Regions from separate parts of the Homo sapiens genome. Here regions 2 and 3 are each linked to region 1. The links are chromatin contacts, found by Hi-C or POLR2A ChIA-PET in ENCODE. All regions are on one chromosome and are shown on one strand. The core of a region is the stretch at or near the end of the contact, and the rest is flanking DNA. Distances in the headings are between cores, read along the strand shown.

Region 1 (4,726 bases), core at 532-3,031:
ACCCTTACGTAACAAAAGAACTCCAGTTAATAGTCTTATCTTAGAAGAAAAGGAACAGATTATAACTATTTAGAATAATTTTGAAAAAAAAAAAAAAACCTTTTTATTCCATGTTACTGCCAATTAATGGAGAGAAGAAAACAAAGATGTAGAAAAAAAAAATGAAAATGACAAAAAGTAAGGAAAAGTCAAGCACCCAGACAGAAACACAAAGATACTGGGGCAAAAACAGAGAACAGTATACAGAGAATATGTATCAAATTGATATAGAATTGTGAATGGAGATGTAAAGATGATCATGAAGTTAGTGTTAGTGTTAGTGGTAACTGGTTCACTATGAGGGTTTCTTCAAATTATGAGGATCAATGATGATGTAACATTTTTATATTCAAGGAATCACTTTGTGTGGTCTAAAAAACAGTTGCACAAAGAATCTGTTGTTCATCTTGCAAGATCCGTATCTAAAAGCTTATGAATTTATACACTGAGAAACATTTAATGCCATATTATAACAGCCTAAGTCATAGCACCCTGCAAGGGACCACCAAGACTGTCTGATTTTAAGAAATGTCCATATCAGATTATCAATTTGTTCATTATAGAAACTTAATATCAACAGATATACAAAGACCAATTCTTTTGACTTTCTTCATTTTCCTTTCCAGTGTCAAGTTAAAATAATTCAGATTCTACTCACTTCCAAATGAGTTTTCAGAAGTCAATGACATGAACAGTACTGCATAAGTTGTTATAATAATAAAATCTGCCTTTGAAAGTACTAACAATGGGCCCAACAATCACTTATTTATTAGATGTTCCACTAGAGAACATTTATTTAGATAAAAATTAATGTACTATGTTCATTTCAATTAAGCAAGAATAGTTATCAAATTAATTTTTTACTTTTATTTACAAGCATTATGAACAAATAACAATCTACAAATATCAGAAGGAAGAAATAAAATACTGTAACACCCTGGACTATCCTAAGAATAAAGGAGATAATATACATAAGAATTTTACACAAAGACAATTTTATCTTAGTTGTTGAACTACAAATATGTGTTTACTAACATGTTTTTAGTATTCATATCCAATAAGTATACTTGAAAAGAAGTTTTTAAAAATTATGAAGAAATAAACTCTTAAAACATGGTATAAGACCAAATGTCCACAAATTCATTTTAAAAGGGAAATCTAAAGGGGGGAAAAAAGATGGAGAGCATGCTACGACAGTAAATGATGTCACTTCAGAAAACATGTACCAGTCTTAGGATATAGGACAGACACTTCTCAAATATTAAAGTTAATAAGGAAAATTAAGAATAAAGCTGTTTTATCACAGCCACTCAAAAAGATGGTGCTCTGACTGAAAGCAAGGTGGAGAAAGCACTGGTCTATCATGAAGCCTGTTTAGAATCTCAGTATTTAGCTTTATGACAGTGGGGAAATTTATTAAACATTTTGGAATTCAATTTCCTTATCTTTAAAAAAAATGTGAATACTGGTTTCTTCTACTTTAAAAAATTCTCACTCTAGGGAAATGGCAGTAAACTAAAACTTAGAGAACATAGAGAGGATTTTTAACTCCAGCTCTTTAAACAGGTCAATTATATTTAATTTTCATTTATAAAATAAATTTTAGACAAAATTTTTCCAGTTCCCACTTCTTAAAGATTCGTTTTATGAAAAGAGAACCAAGAATGGTCCCTTAGAAGTAGCAAGCACATAAATAACTTATTTGACTATACTATGTAGTGGAAAACTCAGCAAAACCTAAGCAGCTCACGGGAGACATCTGCTGCTGAAACTGGGAACTTAACCTGTGTTAGCTACAGGAAATAAAAGGGCAGACATGAATTTTGTTAACTAGAGAGCAAAGCACCATCAGATTAAAAATGGAAGAAAAACAGTTTTAAATGACCGTCAACTTCCTATGTGGCAGAATATAAACACCAAGCCACTGATTTATATTGTTATAAAATATAAAGTCACTGACAATACAAAACATTAACTGACAGGAAACAAAACAACTTAAGAGTCAAACATGAGTAGGATGCTTTACACAACCCAAGAGATACTAAGGGTATACCTGGAAGAATATACTTTCCATACTAAAATTATCTAGTTCTCTGATAATTCACACAAAGAACCCACTCTGGATGGCCATGACAGACCATTTTCTCATTTTTTAATTGTGTCTAATCTCTACAGCAAGAATAGGGAAAGGTTAGGGTCACAGCTTGGCTACATGATATGCTAAGATAACAGGAAGGAAATAGAAGTAATTAAATTTTATTTTGCTTCCATCTTTTCTCTCAAGGAGAATAATTTTTAGACAGAAAGACTGATCAAACACAAAACAGATAAAGAGTCTAGTTGCCTTAGATGAGTTCCAGTCACAAAGCTAAATGAATCACCTCCTAGAAATAGAACAAATTTGTGTATGTAATTATGAAACCAAATTTTGGAAGAAAAACAGAAAACTGCAAAGTACAAAAAGAATGTAAATGATGAAGTATTCCAATATTTTAAAAGAGAAAAGAAGAGATAGGGTTCAAGAAGTTCAAAGTGTGGAGTCTGTGGCAGATCTTTTGACAAAATGCAGAATAGCTTAATACACATAGGTTTTGCCAGATCTCAGAAGAGGCCTCGAAGAACACTGGACACTTCTATGAAAAGTGTAACTTAAGAAACAATCAGGCCCAATAAGTCACATAACCCGTTTAGAGGTGCCAGACTAGTAGACTTGGGTAAATATTATGTCATAAGGATTTTGTGAAAATTGTCTAGAGTCTTTATGAAAAAGTTGGCAAAATGAGAGTTAGAGGATAACACAGTGAAGACCAGTATTTGATTAACAATCATATTCAAGAAAACTGGTGTAAGAAGAAATACCATGCTATATGGGTCTGTGTTTTGTTCTGTTTTATTCAACATTTCCATCCACGATAGGAAAAAAATATTTTACAGTTTGTAGATGGATGACTTCCTATCTGGGATATTATGGAGAAGACTCTGTACCTAGTTCATAATGGATGTTCAAGAAATTATGTGTTGGATTTGCATACAATTTTTATAACAAAGATTCACTCCCAGGGAACCTGGGGTAGAAAATCTCTTCTAAAGTTTAAAAGGACATAAGACGTATGACTCATCTAACATGCACTTTAGCAACTTACTGTGTAATTTCATAACAAATAAGCTATAACAAATATAATAAATAAGCTATAACAAATATAACAAATATAACAAATAAGCTATAACAGGCAGTATCCATATAACAGTGAGCCTTGAACAATATGGGCTTGAACTGTGTGGGCCCACTAATATGCAATTTTTTTTTCACTAAAAATTACACTGAGTGTACCTACTTCTTCTGCCTCCCCTTCTACCTCCTCCACCTCTTCCACCACTGAGACAGCAAGACCAACCTCTCCTCTTCCTCCTCCACCAACCCAATGTGAGGACAATGGGGTAAAGACCTTTCTGATGATCCGCTTGCACTTCATAGTGAAGACGAGTGTTTTCTCTTCCTTATGATTTTCTTAATAACATTTTCTTTTCTCTAGCTTACCTTACTGTAAGAATATAGTATATAATACATATAACATAAAAATTATATGTTAATTGACTATGTATGTTATCCATAAGGCTTCTGATCAATAATAGGCTATGAGTAGCTAAGTTTTGGGGGAGTCAAAAGTTATACGTGAATTTTCGACAGTGTAAGAGTTGTGGGGTCAGTGATGCTAACTCCCGTATTGTTCAAGGGTCAACTGTATTTTAACTTTATTCTTTAATAAAATACCTCAAGGTATTGTGGGTTTGGTTCTAGACTACTACAATAAAGAGAGTATAGCAGTAAAGTGAGTCACACGAACTTTTTGGTTTCCCAGGGCATATAAAAGTTATGTTTACACTATACTATAGCCTATTAAGTGTGCAACATCATTATGTCCAAAAAAATGTATATACCTCAGTTAAAAAACATAGCCAGACCCAATGGGTGGCTCATGCCTGTAATCCCAGCACTTTGGGAGGTGGAAACAGGAGGATCTCCTAAGGCCAGAGGTCAAGATGAGCCTGGGCAACACAGTGAGACACTGTCTTTGCAAAACAAACAAACCAAAATTAGCCAGGCATGGTGGTGAGTGCCTGTAGTCTCTGCTATTCTACAGTTTTGCCTCAACCCAAGCTCCATAAGCTCAGGTTTGCCTCTGAGCAATGATCACACCACTGCACTCCAGCCTGGGCAGCAGAGGAAGACCCTCTGTATTTAAAAAACAAACAACCCAACAACCTTTATAGCTAAAAAGTGCCACCGACCATCTGAGCCCTCAGTGCATATTCATCTTTATGCTGGTAGAATGTCTTCTCCTGATGTTGGTGGCTTCTGACTGATCAGGGTGGTGGTTGCTGAAAGCTGGGGTGGGTGTGGCAATTTCTTTAAACAAGACAATGAAGTCTGCCACATTAGCTTTTCCTTTCACAAAAGATTTCTCTGTAGCATAAGATGCTGTTTGATGCTATTCTACCCACAACAGAATTTCTTTCAAAAGTGTAGTCAATCCTCTCTTAACTCTGCTGCTACTCTATCAACTAACTTTACTAAATATTCCCAATTCTTTGTTGTAATTTCAACTATGTTTCTTTTCATTAATTTTTTTCTACAGCCTAATCTTGGAAGTGATTGTAGGAGACCGGTCAGGGTGGTGGGAAAAGT
Region 2 (4,856 bases), core at 74-2,573, 140 kb before region 1:
GACTGTCATCCAGGAACAGCCTAGCACTGCGTTCCCTGCAAACGAACACACCCGCGTGACTTGCGTAATCTTAGAAAACAAAAAACTCAGCCTCTTGTGCCCTGAGGGATAACTTTCTCCCTTACTTCTTATCACTAAGTTGATGATAATATAAAATCTGATTTCTCCCATATCCCAGCAAGCCACAGGCTCTGATAAGGTAAGGACTACAGAAAGACAAATGGGTGGGAGCAGCAATACGCGGAGTCAAACTAAAAAGGCCACCTGGGACAGCTCTCGCCTCAAAGAAATGAATACCGTCCTTATAAACCCTCTGGGAGTGCCTAGACACCTGTGCCAGCTTCGATAACACGGGCAGCTTTCTGAACACAGCTACCTGGGTGTGAACTAGGTGAGGGCAGAACCTCACTTCTTTCCTCTTGTGGTGTTTCTACCGTGAGCTGCTCTGTCAGTGGGAGACTTCCTCTCCAGAGAGGCGGTGACTAACAGGACTTGTGAGGCTGGGGGCAGACCTGGGCATCACTGCCCTGCCTGTCCTCTTCTGCTTTGGGCAGAGCCCACCAGAGAAGACGTGTCAACTCCGCTCCTCCATGCCGCCCTCATGGTGGCCACAGCAATGGCAGCGGGCTAGGCTTGGCCAGAGCTGTCCAGGGCTGTGCAAGAATGCTTCCGTAATTCCCAGGCACAAGAGTAGGACCCCACCTGCCTGCAAACAAAATCCACATTCTCAGCCAGGTGTGGTGGCTCACACCTGTAATCCCAGCATTTTGGGAGGCCAAAGTGGGAGGACTGCTTGAGCCCAGGAGTTTGAGACCAGCCTGGGCAACATAGTGAGACCTCATCTCTACAAAAATAAAAAATAAAAATTAGCTGGGCATGGTGGTGCAGGCCCATAGTCCCAGCTATTCAGGAAGCTGAGGTGGGAGGACCACTTGATCCCAGGAGGTCAAGGCAGCAGAGGCCCTGATCGTGCCAATGCACTCCAGCCTGGGTAACAGAGCGAGACCCTGTCTCAAAAAAAAAAAAAAAAAAAAGATCCACATTCTCCAATATAAGCTTTGTCAGTACCAACAGTGATATTTTCAGCTCCTTTTTCCTTTACTCTTTTGTCCTATTTTTCAACCAGTTCAGAACTCAGGGGGAAAGAAGGGCTCGATTTAATGGGCCCTTTTGAATTTTTAACAGTGAGTAAGTTGGTAGAAGCCCAGATTCTTGTTAACTGCCAGATATAAAAACCAGTATCAAGTGTACCAAACTTTATAGACATCAACGGTTTTGTGAAAGGGCCCAGCCCAAGCTCCTTTACAGAATGTAATTAGCAGTAACACTCAAGCTCAACAGAGCACCTGACGGCGAGCTGACCCAAGACCGCTCTATGAAGGACGCTGATCTGTGCCACGTACTTATTTTGAAATTGATGGCCTTCTGTTGGGCCCTAGAGTAGAATTTATCCCTTTAAAAAAATCAGCAAAAAAGCAAGCAATCTTCTTCTCCTTCCAAATCCTAAATCCTATCAGTCCAGTCACTGGACATTGCATCTAAACTGTTTCTTAATTTCCTTCTTCACACATTGTAAATCTGAACTCGAGACACATATCATAAATCAACTTTATATATGCATGTCTAGTCAACAACAATACTCTCTTATACTTTGACAATGACCCCCCATACGCTTTTTATCATCTTGTTAAAGAAATCGGCTAGAAACAGTAAAAGGCTTTTGCAGCTTTTATTGCGTGTTCCTAAGCCAATGATTCAGTAGAAGGAGAATGGTTATCACTAAGCTAAACATAACTCATCCTCCCTCCTCTGGTTTCCAGTGGTTAGACAAAGTCTGTATTTTGCTGCTAACATAACAGTCGGGGTGGTAGGACTGTCTCCTGACAGATGGTATTGATAACTTCTTGTGGGATAACCAGCTGTGTTGTACCCCTGCTCCTTTTTAAACCGTGCTTAATAACATGTCATCAGTTTTTTCTTTCTTTTGAGACAGGCTCTCACTCTGTCACCCAGGCTGGAGTGCAGTGGTGCGATCTCCTCTTGCTGTAGCCTCAACCTCCTGGGCTCAAGTGATCCTCCCACCTCAGGCTCCTGAGTAGCTGGGGCTACAGCCACGCACCACCAAGCCCAACTAATTTTTTTTTTTTTTTTTGAGACGGAGTCTTGCTCTGTCACCCAGGCTGGAGTGCAGTGGCGTGATCTCAGCTCACTGCAAGCTCCGCCTCCCGGGTTCATGCCATTCTTCTGCCTCAGCCTCCCAAGTAGCTGGGACTACAGGTGCCCGCAACCATGCCCAGCTAATTTTTTTGTATTTTTAGTAGAGACAGGGTTTCACCATGTTAGCCAGGATGGTCTCGATCTCCTGACCTTGTCATCTGCCCGCCTCGGCCTCCCAAAGTGCTGGGATTACAGGCGTGAGCCACCACGCCTGGCCTAATTTTTGTATTTTTTGTGGAGATGGGTTTTCACCATGTTGCCCAGACTGGCCTCGAACTCCTGGGCTCAAGCAATCTGCCTGCCTTGGACTACCAGTGTTGGGATTACAGGTGTGCGCCACCATGCCTGACCAACATCAGTTTTAAATAAACTGGATACATCACTCCTCCTATAGAAGATGGGAATGTAAGGATGGCTGGTATATATAAGATATAATGGGATTTTATAAACTGAACCTAGAAAACACTAAGTCTTTGATGAATTAACAAATAAATGGGAAGGAGGAAGAAAGGAGTGCTCCTAGTAGACAGACCCTGTCATGCTAATTGCTATGAGAAAGCCACAGTTTTGGTAAGCACACTCTGCTTCCTAACTGTCCGAATGTTAACTGGACAGTGGACAGAGGGTCAGCCATATTCTCGGGGATGTGGCTTCAAGTCCTTCTTCTGAGGGGCTCATGAGGAAGTTACTTTTCTAAGACTTGCATATCCAATGGTGACTTTACTGACCTTTTAAAAATGGCTGATTCTCTAAGATTTTGGCACACTAAAATCACTGTGGCCATGTCCCAAAGACTCCGCTTCTACCATCTGTCTGTCCACGTGTGTGGAACAGCTGACAGCCAGCCATTCTGAGATATTTGTTAGGCTGAGAGGAAGTGGTCAAGGCCGCCTGCTCTTCAGCACATGACTACGTGCCTTCTATGAAGATCCATACAAACTGCTGACCCAAGAGATTATCCCGGGTCTTAGCACCAGGAATAACTGTGTGAAGCAGTTGTCTGACCATCCAGTTTAAAAAAAAAAAAAAAAGCATTTGAACTTGTTTTTAAATTACATAAGTAACACACCTACTTGGAAGAAGCCTGAAGGGTAGAAAACTTTAGCAGCACTGAAATGGTCTATTTCAGCCACATGTGGCGGACTTGTGGGTGTTTGTTTTATTGTCATGGTTCCTAGCCTGCATATGCAGCACATATGTTGTTTTGGATGCAGGAAATATTACATAATAAAAGTTATGTAACTGCCCTCTCCTGCTTTATAAGCACTGGGAATCATGTAACTGCTCCTGTTTCCCTTTTTGCACAGACTGCTGGAAAGCTCAGAGCCCAGTCTGCAGCCTGCCTCTCCGGAGAGGCAGCTCACAGCATATGCATTTTTTGTACCAGCCTTAGCCCTTGCTGACTTTTATTTTTTCCACCCTTATTTTCCCTTAACCACAACTGCTTTACTTATTTTTATTTTCTACCTTCTCGTTTCTCATATTTATGTTTTCTCATATTATAATAAACTTCTTCAAATCTACTTGAGAATTAGGTAGGGTATAAATTTTCTTTTAAATACTAAAAGAAAGGCTTCTGTTTATTAAGACTCTAATACTATATTAATGTGCAAACCCTCACTTAAAAGCTGTGGCTCTGACCCACAGGGCTGTCTCAGGATCACACAGGAGCCTCATTCCAAATCTATACAGCTGGCTTCACAGGGCTTCACCCACGCAGCCTGTGAATGGGGCAGCAGGTTGGTGTGAGCTCCTGGCCCGTGGGTTCCTGTACTTTGAAGACTTTGAGAGACAACAGTGTCTCTCCTGGTTAAGAATGCCTGCCTCAAAACCATGGGCCTTCAGGTGTGCTAGTCTAAGGAGGACACACGATCACCGACGTCGTATTTGGCCTAGGTGATTCAGGGATGCATAACCCGAATCTAATTATAAGGAAATATCAAACACAAAAGGAGAAATGTTCTATTTTTTTTTTTTTTTTTTGAGACTAAGTCTTGCTCTTGTCCCCCAGGCTGGAGTGCAATGGCACAATCTCAGCTCACTGCAACCTCTGCCTCCCGGGTTCAAGCGATTCTCCTGCCTCAGCCTCCCAAGTAGCTGGGACTACAGGTGCCCACCACCACGCTTGGCTAATTTTTGTATGTTTAGTAGAGATGGGGTTTCACCATGTTGGCCAGGCTGGTCTGGAACTCCTGACCTCGTGATCCACCCGCCTTGGCCTCCCAAAGTGCTGGAATATTACAGGTGTGAGCCACCGCACCCAGCAAAATGTTCTATTTTTTTTAAAGGGGGAAAATTATATTCTTCTAACATGTTAATGTCATGTAACTCAAAGAAAGGCTGAGGAAATGTTCAAGATTAGAAGAGGCTAAGAGCTGTGCCAACTCAATGTGACAATTGACCCTAGATGACCAGAGGACGGGAAATGCAGTGAAGGACATTATTGACTCAACTACCAAAATTGGAAAATGGACGGTAGATAAGAAGGCTGTATCAATGTTAAATTTACTGAAGTTGGTAACTGTATAGTTATATGAGAGAATATTCCTAACCTTAAGAAATACACACTGAAGTATTTAGGAGTAAAGAGTCATAATATATATAATTTATCCTCAAATAGTTCAGAAAACAGATTTTGT
Region 3 (4,887 bases), core at 402-2,901, 170 kb before region 1:
GTTTCAACAGTATTATTATATGAATGGTCCTCAGTAACACATCCTGGCTTATCATAAATGTCTGCCAAATGGATGGAAGAACGAATGAACAAATGAACAAAGTTTTGGAGTATCATATATTCATAATTTGAAAACTCCCTTTATTCACATTATAAAGAGCTCAAATAAATAAGAACTTACGGAAGATAATGGCACTTTGCAAAATCATTTTAAATTCAGTTATGGGGGCATGTTATTTTCAGAGTTTTCAAATCCTTTGATTTAAGAGGTCATAGTCTTCTGAAGGAAATGGTGCAGTGTTTATTGGAGTCTGCTTTGTTTCGCTAAGCTTATTTTGCCGTAATTGTTTCACTTATTTTGCCTTAAGTAGAAAATTATAGAAGATGCATTCATTACCTGTGATATACTTGAAAGCAATATAAAATGTTACTATGTTACAAAACCAGAAAGCTTTATAAAATAAAACCGGGAGGTTTACAAAATAAACCCCAAAAACTGTCCAAATGTGCTCTGATATAAACTAAAGCAATATGACAACAATTAATTTTCACAAAAGACCTTAGATGAATTAAACGGTAACAAACTGAGGAAGCGTCATCTCTAAGAAACTTGGGAGGAACGCTCATTTTCAAAGGAAAAAGCACATCAATATGACCTAGCTCTTATCTTTGAAGCAAAGCTGATGTCTCACCTTCTGCCAGTGACGCAAAAGCATTGATGAGCCTGGCCATGTACTGCCGCACCACGTCGCTCGTGGAGTGCAGCAACTGAAGCACACTCCTCTGGGGGAAAACGTCAAGAGGAAAAACAAGGTTAAGAACACGGAGAGATAAACACACGCCTCCTCTTCGGGTCTGGTAGTTCTCTTCCTCTGCCTGAATTTATTAGAGGTGAAATAAACAGACTAAAGCCAAACATTTCATCTGGAATCCTTGTTTTCCAACTGAAATTTGATGAGACTTGGCAAAAATAAGTTAGTCAGACTTCCAAATTAAATGAATTAATTACACGAAGCCCTCAGAACAGTGACTGGCGCGAGGGAAGCAGTCCTGTTTGCTGTTACCGTTGCGGCTGTTTTCCAGGTTAGAATGGCAGATCCAAGACACATGACTAATTTGGCTCCCTCTAAGCCACAGTAAAACTACAATAAATGGACTGTTAAAAAAGATAATTCCCAAGGACAGAGAGAACAGCACGAGAAACGATAACGCCACAATTCTGGAAGTGGGACTGCAGCATGGCAAGAGGCTTAGCAGGCTCAAGAAGGCCAAATCTCAAGGCAGCAACGGGCACTGTGGAATTACCCAATTTCCATTACTCACTCCTCAAAGCACTTAAGAGCTGAAGAAAAATAAAGACGAATGAATTAAAGTTGTTCAAGAAGCACTTGGATCCCACTCATGTGACTCCTGCACACCTCTCAGCACAGGGCTGGGGAGAGGGTGTTCCCTTGTGAGGGAGACACAAAGGGTCTGTGGATCTGGGACACCAGGCAGAGGAGAGCAAGGCTTGCCGGGGTTCTAGAACAAAATGGAGAGGGGGGTTAGTGTCTAAATGCAGAATGAATGTGGAACAGAGGGCCACCCCAAAACTTGGCTCCCAGGACCCTGGCAACCAGACCTTTGCCCTCTAGGCCTGAGATTAGAAGACTATTCTCACAGTGAAATGACCAGCCCACGGGGAAAGAATTAGAGACCGTGAAATCAGAGGTTCCCAGCAAACGGCCCACCCAGATCCCCCTGGGTGGAACTATCCATCGACAGGCCCCACCATCACACTCAATGGCTTTGTGGTCCCCTTCACTCCAAATCTCTCATTAGGAGATCACCAAGGACTAGCAGACATCTGAGAAAAGTTTCTACCAGGAGGCCAAAACAAATAGGGGGGGAGGGTGGGGGCGGGGCTTGGAGTAAATGAGACCGTGCAGGGAGAAGAAAACTAAAAATTAAATAAAAATTCATCAATAATATCCTCAAAGATATAAGAAACTGTATTATATCCATGAAACAAGAGAATGCTATCAAAAAGGAAATAAAAGTGTCAACAGAAGGGTCAGAAAATAAAGATGAAGACATCTGCTAGGGAGGCTGGGCAGGGTGGCTCATGCCTATAATCCCAGGACTTTGGGAGGCCAAGGTGGGCAGAGAGGTCAGGGGTTTGAGACCAGCCTGGCCAACATGGTGAAACCCCGTCTCTACAAAAATACAAAAATTAGCCAGGCGTGGTGGCACACACCTGTAATCCCAGCTACTCGGGAGGCTGAGGCAGGAGGATTGCTTGAACCCAGGAGGCAGAGGCTGCAGTGAGCTGAGATCATGCCAGGGCAGCAGAGTGAGACTGTCTCAAAAAAAAAAAAAAAAAAAAAGAAGAAGAAAAGAAATCTCCTAAAGAGTGGAACAAAAAGTAGAAAAGATGAGAGAAAACTATAATAGAAAACCAGTTCAGGAGGTTCAACATTCAGAGAGAGAACACAGAAAACAGAGGGAAGAAACCATCAACAAAATAACTCAAGACCAGAATGAAAGTTGTCAGACTGAAAGGGCCCACAAAGTGCTCAATAAAAGGGATTAAAATATACCTCATGAAGGACGTCAATGGGAAATTGGGAAGATTCAATATGCTTCTAGGGAGAGAAACACAGGTCACATACAAAAGATAAAGAATTGGAATGGCTTTGGATTTCTTTTTTTAAATTTTTTGAGTCAAGCTCTCACTTTGTTGCCCAGGATGAAGTGCAGTGGTGTGATCACAGCTCACAGCCTCAACCTCTTGGGCTCAAGCAATCCTCTCGCCTCAGCCTTCTGAGTTAGCTGGGACTACAGGTGCACGCCAACATGCCTGGTTAATTTAAAAGAATTTTTTTTTTTCTTAGAGAATGGGGTCTATGTTGCTCAGGCTGCTCACAAACTCCTGGGCTCAAGCGATCCTCCTGCCTTGGCCTCCCAAAGTGCTAGAATTATGGGCATGAGCCACTGTGCCCAGCTGGCTTTGGATTTCTGTACAGCAAAACTGGAACCTAAAAGACAATGGAGCAATGTCTTCAAAATTCTGAAGGAAAATTATTTACAATCCAGGATTCTATACGAAGAATGAAGACATTTCTTGACCATACATGATCTCAAAAAAATTTACTTCCTGTGTACTTTTTCTCTAGACGTTATTAACTAAAGGATGTGTTCCACCAACCGAGAGAACAAGTCAAGAAATAAGATAATATGGGACACTGGAAACAGAGATCCAATTCAGGAGAGAGGTGAAAGGAATCAATAAAAGTTTGGTGAAGAGACTCCTGGACAGCAGCTATGCACCAGAATGTTTTCCAGACTAAACCCAGCTAATTCAAGAGGGCAACATGTCAAAGGCTGTCGTCCCCAAGATGCCTATTACCATTACACCCATTTAGGTTGATTTTTTGCTGAAGTATAGCATCTACACAGGGCATTGCACAGATCACATGTACAGCCTGATGAGTGTTCACAAAGCGAACATGTGGCTAACTAGTAACCAGATAAAGAAACAGAACATGACCATAGTCCCAGATGCCCTTCCAGAACCCCATTCCAAACCAAGGGTGACTTCTCTCCTGGCTTCTAACATCATAGATTCATGTTACTTGGCTCCTCCTTAAATTTTTTAATAAATGAAACCATATATTATATATTCTCTTATGTTTGACTTTTTCATTCAACAATATGTCTGTGATATTCACCCAGGGTCTCTGCTGTGTTCCTTCTCATTGCTCAAGGTATCCCATTTTACAAATACATCACAGGTATTCATTCTACTGCTGATGGACATTTGGGTTGCAGCCAGTGTTTTGGTTCTAGAACTGCAGCTATGAATATTCTTGCATGTTTTTTAGTGAACATATGGGCACGTTTTGGTTGGGGCTTATCTAGGAGTGGTTTTGCTAGGACATAAGGTATTCAGTTTTAGTAAACGCTGCCCGTGTTCCAAAGTAGTGCACGAGGTCCCAATTTTTAAACAGAGCACAAAATGACTGGTGAAACGAGCCCAGACTCTTATCTGCATTTGGATAACCCTAAACAGTGCTAGTGAAGTTCTAGCTCCCCCTTCCATGCCCTGCTGTGTGGATTAGCTGCGAACAGTTTTTTACTCCCACAGAAGTGTTCTCAAGTGATCAACCCCTGAGAACTAGAAGTAGATCAAGTGAGCGTAAAGCCAAAATACACAGCAGCTCACCATTGCCCTTAGGCATAAATATTGCTGCCGGGCCGGGTGCAGTGGTTCACACCTGTAATCCCAGCACTTTGGGAGGCTGAGGCAGGCGGATTACCTGAGGTCAGGAGTTTGAGACCAGCCTGGCCAACATGGCGAAACCCCATCTCCAATAAAAATACAACAATTAGCTGGGCATGGTGACGCGCACCTGTAGTCCCAGCCACTCAGGAGGCTGAGGCGGGAGAACTGCTTGAACCCAGGAGACGGAGGTTGAAGTGAGCCGAGATCACGCCACTGCACCCCAGCCTGGGTGACAGAGCGAGACTGTCTCAAAAAATTAAAAAAAAAATAAATATTGCTGTTGGACAACTGGTACCTGGCCCACCTTTCAATTCCGCCAGACGCTCTGTGTTTCCCAGGACTCTCTCCCACTTTTGATTACCAATGTCCCCAGAGGGGATCAATAAGTGCTCAGGGAGGCTATGTCTAACTGTCATCCCAAACTTTGGTTTATGCCATCTTCTCCTAGCTAACTTCATCTAACATGGGCACAGTCCTGTTTCCTTGCAGAGCAAGGCTGATGCTTGCTACTCAGCACAAAAGCAAACACTGTATTATGCGGGATATACATAGATGGGAAAACTATAAAGAAAAGCAAGGAGCGGATTAACACAACAGTCAGGATGTGCATGCACACTTCACAGC

The links. A loop is a pair of places that touch in the nucleus more often than their neighbours do. ChIA-PET counts read pairs that join two places held with the same protein, here RNA polymerase II (POLR2A). Pooled maps may share reads with other maps.
Region 2: a loop to region 1 is called in a pooled map, with 8 times the contacts of the local background. The contact joins two enhancer-like sites. A Hi-C loop is called at or near these places in 1 of 168 maps with a recorded cell type or tissue (esophagus muscularis mucosa) and 3 of 50 pooled maps. POLR2A ChIA-PET finds 5 or more read pairs at or near these places in 2 of 52 experiments (H1 and activated CD4-positive, alpha-beta T cell).
Region 3: a loop to region 1 is called in a map of sigmoid colon, with 3 times the contacts of the local background. The contact joins two enhancer-like sites. A Hi-C loop is called at or near these places in 2 of 168 maps with a recorded cell type or tissue (esophagus muscularis mucosa and sigmoid colon) and 5 of 50 pooled maps. POLR2A ChIA-PET finds 5 or more read pairs at or near these places in 1 of 52 experiments (PC-9).

The regions. Positions count from the first base shown.
Region 1 is chr2:231,101,391-231,106,116 of GRCh38, reverse strand. All of the region lies in intron 16 of PSMD1 (proteasome 26S subunit, non-ATPase 1), which reads right to left. Among named protein-coding and RNA genes, the nearest start is that of HTR2B, 21 kb to the left of the region's middle. Within about 2 kb of position 1,781, at least 4 of the 41 ENCODE cell types and tissues checked have a DNase peak (open chromatin) inside an H3K27ac peak, as active enhancers do.
Region 2 is chr2:231,240,543-231,245,398 of GRCh38, reverse strand. All of the region lies in intron 9 of ARMC9 (armadillo repeat containing 9), which reads right to left. Among named protein-coding and RNA genes, the nearest start is that of ARMC9, 44 kb to the right of the region's middle. Within about 2 kb of position 1,323, at least 3 of the 41 ENCODE cell types and tissues checked have a DNase peak (open chromatin) inside an H3K27ac peak, as active enhancers do.
Region 3 is chr2:231,266,877-231,271,763 of GRCh38, reverse strand. It overlaps ARMC9 (armadillo repeat containing 9), which reads right to left. Exons shown (of 25, transcript NM_001352754.2): 13 at 692-782. Among named protein-coding and RNA genes, the nearest start is that of ARMC9, 71 kb to the right of the region's middle. Within about 2 kb of position 1,651, at least 8 of the 41 ENCODE cell types and tissues checked have a DNase peak (open chromatin) inside an H3K27ac peak, as active enhancers do.